Regions from separate parts of the Homo sapiens genome. Here region 2 is linked to region 1. A link is a loop called in an ENCODE intact Hi-C map of the cell type or tissue named here. Cell type or tissue: B cell. All regions are shown on one strand. Links, peaks and the distances in the headings refer to the core of each region. The heading gives the core; the rest is flanking DNA. Region 1 has its middle 240 kb from the start of MIR3201. Region 2 has its middle 160 kb from the start of MIR3201.

What was found. Hi-C counts contacts between places; a loop is a spot of excess contacts. Peaks named below come from ENCODE experiments on the same cell type or tissue, not always from the same donor. Only the 100,000 strongest peaks of a DNase experiment are listed, where the experiment ranks them.
Region 2: a loop joins it to region 1, with 5 times the contacts of the local background. A loop is called at or near these places in 1 of 110 quality-filtered maps.

Annotation. Positions count from the first base shown.
Region 1 is chr22:48,035,188-48,040,565 of GRCh38, reverse strand. No RefSeq gene overlaps it. Among named protein-coding and RNA genes, the nearest start is that of MIR3201, 240 kb to the left of the region's middle. In B cell, for the core only: no CTCF peak of the experiment used is centred there; no DNase peak of the experiment used is centred there; H3K27me3 peaks cover 425 bases.
Region 2 is chr22:48,116,609-48,121,986 of GRCh38, reverse strand. No RefSeq gene overlaps it. Among named protein-coding and RNA genes, the nearest start is that of MIR3201, 160 kb to the left of the region's middle. In B cell, for the core only: no CTCF peak of the experiment used is centred there; a DNase peak (open chromatin) is centred at 3,066.

The DNA of each region.
Region 1 (5,378 bases), core at 315-5,314:
TGTAATCCCAGCACTTTGGGAGGCTGAGGCGGGTGGATCACGAGGTCAGGAGATCGAGACCATCCTGGCTAACATGGTGAAACCCCGTCTCTACTAAAAATACAAAAAATTAGCCGGGCATGGTGGCAGGCGCCTGTAGTCCCAGATACTCAGGAGGCTGAGGCAGGAGAATGGCGTGAACCCGGGAGGCAGAGCTTGCAGTGAGCAGAGATCTTGCCATTGCACTCCAGCCTGGGAGACAGAGCGAGACTCCGTCTCAAAAAAAAAAAAAAGTATCAGCATACTTAAGGCTACTACTCAGTAGTAAAAAGAAACAAACAACTTCCCTAAATTTCCAGAGCATTATGCTGAGTGAAAAAAAAAACCCAACCCTCGAACGTTACATATGCCACAATTCCATTATTATAATAGCCTTGAAATGACCACATTCTAGAAATAGAGACGAGATTAGTGGTGCCAGGCATTGAGGACGGTGGGGTGCAGGAAGGAATGGGTGTGGTTACAAAAGGGCATTTGAGGATGCCCTTGCTGGTGGGAATCGCTGGCTTATTGGCTTGTTTCCAACTCCTAGACTCCAAGGATCGCTGGATGATAGAAATTTTCTGTGACTTGACCTTGTCAATGTCAATATCCTGGTTATGATAATGTGCTATGATTTTGCAAGATGTTGCCTGTAGGGGAAACTGAGTAAAGGGTACATGAGTTTTTTCTGTATTATATATCTTATAATGGTATGTGAATGTGATTCTACAATTATCTCAAGATAAAAAGTCTAATTACAAGGGCACAGGCCATAAGCATTACATCTGCCTATTTCCATGTCTTGAGATTCTTCATACTTGTCAATTTGACTGTGTAGGGTAGACCTTGGGTTTTATGGCATCTGCTATCTCTCTCAGAACACGTCTGCCATCATATTGCAAAGCTTGTTCTCAGTCTCCTGGAGCATGAGAGACTGTATGGAGCAAGAAAGAGCCACCCCAGTAGGCCGGGATGCCCCTTCCTCCACCAAGCTGGCTGCTTAGGGTTGTCACCTGAGTGGGCTCAGGTGAGACCAGCAGGGACCAGGACACCAAGCTCAGAATCATGCAAGTGCATGTATTGTTCTAAGTCACAAGGAATGGGGGCATTTGTTATGCGGCAGTTGATAACTGACACAGGCTGAATGGTTATGTGTTAGGGATGCTGGGCGTGTGGTATGGACGTGACCTTGGATGAGAAGGTGGCCCAAACTCCTTCTCTTCTGAGGTCTGGGGCTCTATCTCAAGGCTATAAATTAAGTTCAGGCCCCTATAAGGCACTTGCATTCTTAGCTTGGAGAGAGACATTTGTCTGTCAAAGACAGGATCTGTGTTTCCTTTTCAGTCTCATCTATTTACAAGTGTGCCTCCAGGTTCTGTTGAAATTTGTCTGAGAATTTATGGTCTCAGCCGATCAACCATCCCTTGAATTATTCAGCTTCCTAAAGCCTCACCTCACAACAGGAAGTGAGCCCAGTCAACTTTCTATGAAATAATCCATCAACACCACAGGCTACATGGTGGACTGATTGACGTTCAAAGGCCTTGTATTTGCAGTTTTGCAAGTTATGCCTATAATACTCACAAAGGTGAAAAAAACCCTGTGAGTATTATTCAGCTGTAAACTACAGACAGGAAAATATCTCAAGCAAAATAACCATGGCTTGCATTGTTTAGCACTACATAAATTTCAAAGAGCTTTCAAATCTGAGATGATTTTTGGCCTTTATGGCATTTCTCTGACATGGGAAGAGGACATACTTATATGAGGAAATCTAGCTGCCACTCAGTCCTAACACGTTAGGACTAGTCAACAGCTAAGCTGAGCAAACTGCCTTTCCCCGAAATGTAAAATTTTGACTGGTCCTAGCTGCATTCACTTCTGTATCTATAGGAGGCACATCACAGATGCTCAATCTGAATTTGTACGTGTTTTCTGTCATAAAGGTACCTTGCTCAACCTGACAACCTTAACCCCTAATAGACCACCTTGCTCATAATAAGTGCCCAAGTGATGTTTCCTAAGCAGAGTTGAGTTACTACTGGTGAACAACATTTTATGACTGTTTCCTTTATTTAAATGCTAATTTTTTTAAAAGCTCACATGCTGACTTAGTCCACCTCTTCTGTTGGATATATGCAAGCCCCAGTAAACACAAGCCAGTGGTGATAAGTGAGGGTTGCATGAAAAAATATCAACAGACTGTGGAGCCCACATCAACACTCAAATTCACAAATACCCTTGGCAGTTCAAACACATTCTCATTTGCAGCTGGATGACCTGGGAAGTAACACTTATGCTCTCTGGACTTTTGATTTCCCATCCAAAAACAGGAGCAATGATACCAACCTTGTTGGCAGTTATGATAATTAAGAGTAATATGTGCTAGCCGTCTGTCAGAGATCTTGTTCCGCATGAGGGCTGCTACAAGGGCAGATGCTCTTACTGTTGACAGAGACTGCATATTGTAGGTCAGTAGAGTTCAAGTACCCAGTATTATAATCAGAAACAAAAGGATTGCTATCATTGGAGCGAGGCAGAACTGAAGCTGCCTTCTCATTTGTCAACACTCAGCTTAAAGGACACTCCCTATAGATGCTACCTCTTTCCTTCTCCAAAGGTGGCACCCACACCCCTCCATGGCTTGTGGTACAGACCATCCTGCTGTGCTGGTGACTTCCCGCCTCTGTACCTGTGTCCTGGGCTATACTGCCCCTGCCCTCATCCTCCAGGCTGGTTCCTGGGAGGTATCCAGAATGGGAATCACGCTGAGAATTCCTACCTTCCACATCTATAGTGTCCACCCCTGCACCTTCCTGCCTCCCTGGAGCATCCAAGTAAGTTCACTCTTGCTGAAGCCAAGTCCCCTTCTCATTTCTCTGTTGCTGAGCTGCGTTGAGCAGAGTCTGGGATGAAATGCTGGTGGTGGAGAGAGGAAAGCAGAGGAAGAGGTCTAGCATTTGAGGCTCAGAGCTTGAAGTCTGAGACCCATTTTCTTTGCACCTCCAGAATGGAGATGGATCCTCCTATCCCAAGATAAGCTCTTACCTTGTAGTCTTGCAAAATACCGTGAGAACCCTAACTATTTTGTAAAAAGTGTGATAAAGCAGATTTGCCCCAAGTCCACAGAAGTATGCAGTTCTGTGTGCCCATGGAGAGGCTGGCTCTGCCTTGGAAACGACAAAGCTCCATTCAGGTTCTTGTTAAAATGCAGATCGGGATGTAGTAGGTGTGGGTAAGGGCCTGAAACTCTGCATTTGTAACAGGGTTCCTGGTGCTGCTGCTGTCGCTGGTCCTTGCAGCCCCTGTAGCCCAGGGAGGCCAAGGGCTGGAATCCTGGATTTAGGGGTCCAGCTGTGTGGCTTACGGCACATGGCTTATCCTGTCATCTCTGTAAAATGAAGACAGGAATGCTCGTCTCCTTGGGTTGCAGGCAGAACTGAGAATTCTATGGGTAACTACAGCTGTCAGAAGGGCGATGTGGTGTCAGGCGCAATATACAGCTTCCTTACACAGGCAACAGATGCAAGAGCTTCGGGGAAAAAGAGAAATGAGGTATCAGGTCAGGGAAAGTCATGGAGAAAACTTAAGTGCTTATGGCTAAGTGAGAGAAGCCAACCTGAAAAAGTTACAGACTGTGTGATTCCAACTACACGACATCCTGAAAAAGGCAAAATTATGAAGACAGTGGTTGCCAGAGGTTCGGGTGGAGGCAGAGAGGAGCAGGTGGAGCACAGAGGATTTGTAGGGCAGGGGAGCTCCTCTGGATACTGTAATGGTGGATTCCTGTCATATTTGCCCAGACCTACAGAATGCAGAACACCAAGCATAAACCCTGGTGGAAATTATAGATTTGGGCCAATGTATCAATATCGGCTCATCAATTTTAACAACGTACCACTCCAATGCAAAATGTCAATAACAGAGAAATGGTGTGCGGGACATGTATAGGAACTCTCTGTATTTTCTGCTCAATTTGTCTATAAACCTAAAATGGCTCACAAAAATAAAATCTATTGTTATTTTTTAAAATGAAAATAAAAATAAACATTAACAGATATTTCAAATTCTAAAAGAGATACAAGAACTTAGCAGCAGAACTGTGGCTAGCAGAGGACAGAGAGCAGGGGGCAAGCCTCCTCCCCCTCCATCCTCATCTCTCCACCTTCCATCTCCTCCTCTACCAAAAAAGAAGCACCAATAATAAAAATACCAGCAGTCCACAGAAACCAAGACTCCATCTGTTCTGTGGTAAAGCTGCTCTTTGCCAACCCTAAGGAGATTTTCCGTCCGTCCTTTTGAACTCATGGCCGCTTTCCTCCCAGCTCACCAGAGGCAGATCACAATGGAAAAGGCAGCATTTTTCCAAGTGTCCTCTCTAAGGCTGGGCAAGAGGAAGATCAAGTTCGAGGGAAAACATTCTCTAGCAGGTTTGCCCTGCAGCGTTAGGCCTGACTCCGAGTCTATCCACGCATAACAATCTCACAGAGTGCCCGGCCCAATCTTAGTGCTTGGCGGGTGGGAGACGTCACCGACCTTCCTCCAGGGATCAGGCAGTGTCCACACCCCGCCCTGCTGTCTGGTCCAGAGCTACAGCTTACACCCATGTAGAATTGCCACTTTTTAGTGGAATAAATAGCTCTTATCTACACTGGATCTTAGTCAAAAGTCCAGGAAACAATGAGAGCTCTTGTCTATGGAAGCACTTGTTGAAAATATTTTAGTTTCCATGGTTGCTGAAAACCCTAAAGGTAAGATGACCCTACAATTTATCAGTGAAACTAAGATACATTTGAGAATAAATGGCACAGAAGCACTACAGATAATTTTTAAAAAATTATATATGTACATACTTATGAACATGTTCATACACAAATCAATTTGTTTTATTCTATTGATAAGCCTATTAAATAATTCTATTCAAAAATAATTTGCAAAAATAAAATGTATTTCAAAAAATAGCATCTATTCATGTTCATTAAAGCATGACTTAAAAAGTCTTATCTTTAGTTATTAATATCATACTAATTTTATTTATTTATTTATTTTGAGACAGAGTATCACTCTGTCACCCAGGCTAGAGGGCAATGGTGTGATCTTGGCTCTTTGCAACCTCCACGTTCTGGGTTCAACCAATTCTCCCACCTCAGCCTCCTGAGTAGCTGGGACTACAGGTGCACACCCCAATGCCCAGCTCATTTTTGTATTTTTAGTAGAGATGGGGTCTTGCCATGTTGGCAGGCTGGCCTCGAACTCCTGAGCTCAAGTGATCTGCCCACCTCGGCCTCCCAAAGTGCTGGGATTAGAGGTGTGAGTCGCTGCACCTGGCCTATTATACTGATTTTAAAATTAAACAA
Region 2 (5,378 bases), core at 70-5,069, 82 kb before region 1:
GGGCCAGTTAGGAAAACCTGTCACTTTACAACTATAAAATTTTACAATCTACCGACTGTACAAATATTGATTCTCTTTAATAAAGGGCCTGGCCTTCCCAGATGGTGTGTAAAACTGAGGAATCAGTCCATCTCCCCACACGTCCACCCCCTGGACCCTTCGTGGTTGCGGTGTGGCCTCCCAGAGGGTCTGTTTTCAGTCCTAAACCGATGAACCATTCCCCAAGGGTCTCCCACGGTGACAGCCATGACAGTCAGCTCAGTAAATGGCAGCACAACCAGATGAGGTCACTAAGGCCAACATATGTTAAATCTGGACATGCCTAGAAATATCTGGAATTCATGGCAGTTAAAAAATAAATGGCAGAAGAGAGATATTATAGATTATAAATATTATGGAAGTCATCCATCCACTCATTCATTTATACATTCATTCATTCCACAAAACAGAGTGTCTTCTGTTTGCCAGGCTTTGTTCTAGAGCCTGGGATAAAACAGAGAACCATTCAGGTGCAGCCTCTGCTCCGTGGAGCTGAGTTCAGGCATTCTCATCATTTATTCATGTGTATATTTATTTATGATGTTATTCATATATGTTCATTCAGAAATATTTATTGAATGCCTACTATGTGTCAGGCAGTGTTGGGGCACAGTGGTGGCTACACCAAGTCCCAGTTACCACAGAACTTACATTTTTTGGGGGAATTACAATATATAACAATAAACTACAGACATATATGATCTGAGAGGTGGTGACAGGCGCTGTGAAGAAAAACAATACAGGGTAATGGAGGAGAGGCCTCCAGGGCCATGTGCATTATGTTGCATGTGCAGGGCCTCCCTGAGCTGGTGGCTTTTCCATACATATTTAAAAGGAAGGAGGGCTCAAGCCTCACTGATGTCCAGGAGAACATGTCCTAGGCAGAGGGCTCTGTAAACGCCAGGTTCCTGAGGTCAACTTGAGGAACAGCTCAGGGTCAACACACCTTGGGCAAAGAGAGCAAGAGAAAGGGTGTGGAAGATTCCAGCAGATGCAGTCAGTAAACTCACTGAGCACCCACTGTGCGCCAGGGCCTTTGCCAGTCACCTCAGAGGCCCAGGGTCTAGTACATAGAAAGGCAAGTTGATATGTGTTACTCCTAGCCTTTGCCTCTGATACTATCTGATTCTCTTTGCTAGCAACTTGGACATGCCTCAGACACATTATTTTAATTCACTGGGCTCCAAATCCTAAGAAATAGTCATTAAAGGCCAGGCGCAGTGGCTCATGCTTGTAACCCAGTACTTTGGGGGGCTGAGGCGGGCAGATATATGAGGTCAGGAGCTCGAGACCAGCCTGACCAACATGGTGAAACCCTGTCTTTACTAAAAATAGAAAAATTAGCTGGGCGTGGTGGTGCATGCCTGTAATTCCAGCTACTCAGGAGGCTGAGGCAGGAGAATCGCTTGAACCCAGGAGGCAGAGGTTGCAGTGAGCCAAGATCGTGCCATTGCACTCCAGCCTGGGCGCAACACAGCAAAACTCCATCTCAAAAAAAAAAAAAAAAAAGGAGAAAAAAGAAATAATCGTTAAAGCCAGGTCTGGTTTACAGATGAAGATAGTCAGATTCACAGAGGTTGGAAAGCAAAAGATGGAGCTGGGATTCAGACACATGATGAAAGATGCAAGCAGAGAAGACAGACGTACCTGGTGCTGAAACATTCCTCCTCCAGGTTCCAGCCAGGTGAGCCTGGGAGCTACTCACCCCTGGGCCTCAGTGTCCCTGTCTGCAGAGTGAGGACTGTGATGGTGTGATGAGCTGGGGTGATGAGCAGGGAGTGTGGGCTGTGGGCTCAGTACTGCAGCTCCCACGTCAAAGATGTTTTATCTGGTTTCTGAGATAGAGGAGATCATTCTGGAATCATTTTCAGTCCTCCTCCACTCAGGCAGGTGGGTCTGAGAGCCCTTAGTGGTCAGGCATGAAGGAGCTGTGTGTGTTCAGGGAGCTGCATGACAATCCAGTGGCTGGACACACCCCAGCATCTTCACTCCAAGACTGGGTAGAGAGGGCAGCTCCTGGGTGCCACAGCCAGCCTCTCCCAGGGCACAGTGTGAGCATTACAGCTATTCAGGTCAGTGGAATATAAATGGCTCGTCACAAGGTTTTAATTTATTTGTATAAATATTAGACAAAAAGTAAGTAACCTCTCTAGTCTGTTTCTTAGACAAGGCGAAATTATAAAATATGAGTTGATTTTACAATGATTTAAAGAAAAATATTAAGTCAATTATAGATAGGGATGTGGGAGAAATTGTGAAGCTGTTCCAAGAACGGTTGGTAGCAGAAACGATTCCTGTAGACTACAGGGAGTCACCAAATGGCATTAGAAACAGCAAAAACAGATCTGAAATACATGGGAGCGTGTATGGGAAAACCAGGGATGTTGCTTTCCTGGAATGTCCTCTCCAGGGTGGTGGGGAACTGTGAGGGAAAGGGGAATGAATTCAGCTTGAGACAACAGAGCTCCAGGTGCTGTGGCACCCCCAGGTGGGAACCCCAGACAGTGGAGGAAGGTGGAGTATCAAGGCCCTGGAGTGCAGGGAGGAGGGGCTGGATGTGTCAATCAGGGGTCATCAGTCAGTGGTGGGAACTGAAGCCAGGGAAGGGGTCCTTCAAATAGAAATGAGGAGGAGGTTGAGAATGGATTTTAGGCAATGTTGACATTATAAAAGCAGCTGGAGGAAGTAGCCACAGAGGACTCCAGGAAGACCTACCCCATACCTGGAAGCCCAGAGAAGGAAGTGAGAGCGCTCTGCACCCTGGAAGCCTGAGAAGAAAGGGGAATCCTCTGCCTCATGAGAGCCACATGAGTGGTGAGTGGTGGGCACAGGTAGGAGGAGAGGAGTAGGACATTCAGCAGCGACTGTGCTTTCTAGAAGCTTCACCTTGAATGGAAGCAGAGAGCTGGTGCAGTATCCGGGTAGGGACAGGGGAACCAGTTAGGGTCTGCTTCCTTTTGGTTTGTTCGTTTGTTTTTAAAGGGCACCTTCCCATGTTGACAGTAGCAGAGGAAGCTAGCAGAGAGGGAAGACCTGAAGCCAGCCTTGGATAGGGCTGAGATCAGATGAGATGAGATGAGATGAGGAACTGAAAGGAAGGCTGGTCGTCCAAGAAGAGGTCATGTTGTTTTCTAGGGAAGGTGGGGCAAGGTGAACGGGGACTCGTGGCTGTCCCTGCTGCTGCATCATCTGTGTATGCATCCCGCTGGGTGTCCGGAAACCCTCTGGAGTAGATCAAGGCCTGTTCTCTGTGTTTATCCTCATGTTGCAGTTAGCATAAAAACTCTCCCCACCTCATCCTCTAAGCAGATGCCAGGACTGTCACTGTCATTAAACCCAATGAAAAATGTGGTCCCCATAAGAAGCCTCATGGCAGAGAGGAGACCTCTCCCCTGGGCCTGACCCTGGAGCCCCCTCTTTCTTGAATTTCCAGTTGAGCACATCATGTGTCCTTCCTGCCAGTGCTGAGCATTCAGGGAGGAGATTTCACTCTGTGCAAGTGGAGGGTGACAGATGATTGTACTCAGGGACTCATGCCTCCCCACTGCATGCCCATCTCTCTGTCCACCCAGTGGGAGGACAGCTATTTGAGGACAGGGTCTTGTTGCTGTTAGTTAACTGTCCCTGGCTTTCTGTTTGTTCTGTTAGGTTTTATTTCTTTCAATGCTATATCATTAATGCCAGTGGGAGTGCTCAACAGAATCTGGGTGCATACATGAAGGTATAATTGGATTAAGAGCAGAACCTCATCACATATGTAAACAGTTCGTGTTGGGACATGAGGTGCCTGGTGGGCGGGCTGCAGGACCTTGCTGAACACCCTGCACCCCAGAGGCCCTTCCAACGCTGAGGGTTGATGAGGCTGTGAGTGGTGGGCAGAGGTATCTGGGGGTTTTCACTTGCATGGAGGGTGAGTAGGCCCCTGGAGTTGGGAGCTGAGGTATGAAATAGCCATGCATTCAGAGCCCCAGATAAACTGCTTCTTAAATTCCCTACTGTGTGCTCAAGACAGTGGTAGAACCTGGGGTTACAGCAACACACACGTTGAATGAGACAGTTTCTGCTCCAGTTTATCCTGGAGACAAGAGTGACATGCATGAAACTGTGAATGACAAAAGGCAGTACATGTTTAAATGGATCCAAACTCGAATTGCCCTGTGTTATAGACACCAGGCTGTTGTACGGCCACTGGACCATGGCCACGAGTGCACGGCTCTTCAGAACTGGCCCTGCACTCCCAGGGTGGCACAGAGGGATGTGCGGCAAATATGTGTGCAGCTAACTTGACACATGAGACCAAGAACCAGAACTTCCAGAACCATTTTGAAATGCAGGTGTTGGTAAAATGTACCAAAAGGTGTTTTGGGGGTTGAGGGGAGGGGATCTCTCTGCCTCTCTTCTTCCTTCTCTCCTTCCTGGCCTTCATCCTCCCTCCCTTCTTCCCTCCTTTCTTTTTTTTCTTCCTTTCCTCCTTCCCTTCCTTCTTCTCTCCTTCCTTTCTTCCTTCCTTTCCTCTCTCCCTTCCTTCTCTCTCCTTCCTTCCTTCCTTCCTTTCTTCCTTCCTCCCTTCCTTTCTTCCTTCCTTCCTTTTTTCCTTCCCTCCTTCCCTCTTTCCCTCTTTCCCTCTCACCTCTTTTCTTTCCTCCTTCATTTCCCTTCTCCTTCTTCCTTCCATAGGCAAATTTCACCAGATGATGGACCATGCCCCCAATATGCAAAGTACTTTGGATGTTGAAATGGTTCCCAGGGACCTTGCTCTGTAGAAGCTGCCAGTCACTGCGAAAGAGTGATCAATTCTCAGAATACTGTTGTTTATTCATGAATTTATGAATTATACTGACACAAAACACAAGTGTCACTAATTGTCACAATTAATGGGCCTGGAGAATGTGAGGAGTGAGACAGGAGCGTCCTGATCCCAGCCAGGCTGTGCCTTTAATAAGCACAGCATGCGGGGGGCGTCCCCAGGAAGGGAACTGGAGCAGGCACTTGTGCTCAGGGATTTTTATGCAAATGGATGAGAAAGGCACAGTTATGACTTGGGAAAGAACATGGTTAACCTATGTTTCCACCAATTCCGTCATCATATGTTTGGAACCTGACCTGAATAACACACTTGACCCTCCCTTGAGCAGTTTCCAAACAACATGTAAAAGGCGTGAAATGTGTCTGTATTTATTTATTTAGAGACAGGATCTCACTTTGTCTCCCAGGCTGGAGTGCAGTAGTGCGATCATGGCTCACTGCAGCCTTGACCTCCCATGCTCAAGTGATCCCCCTGCCTCTCAACCCCCCCAAGTAATTTTTGTATTTACCAGCTAATTTTTATTTGCCGGCTA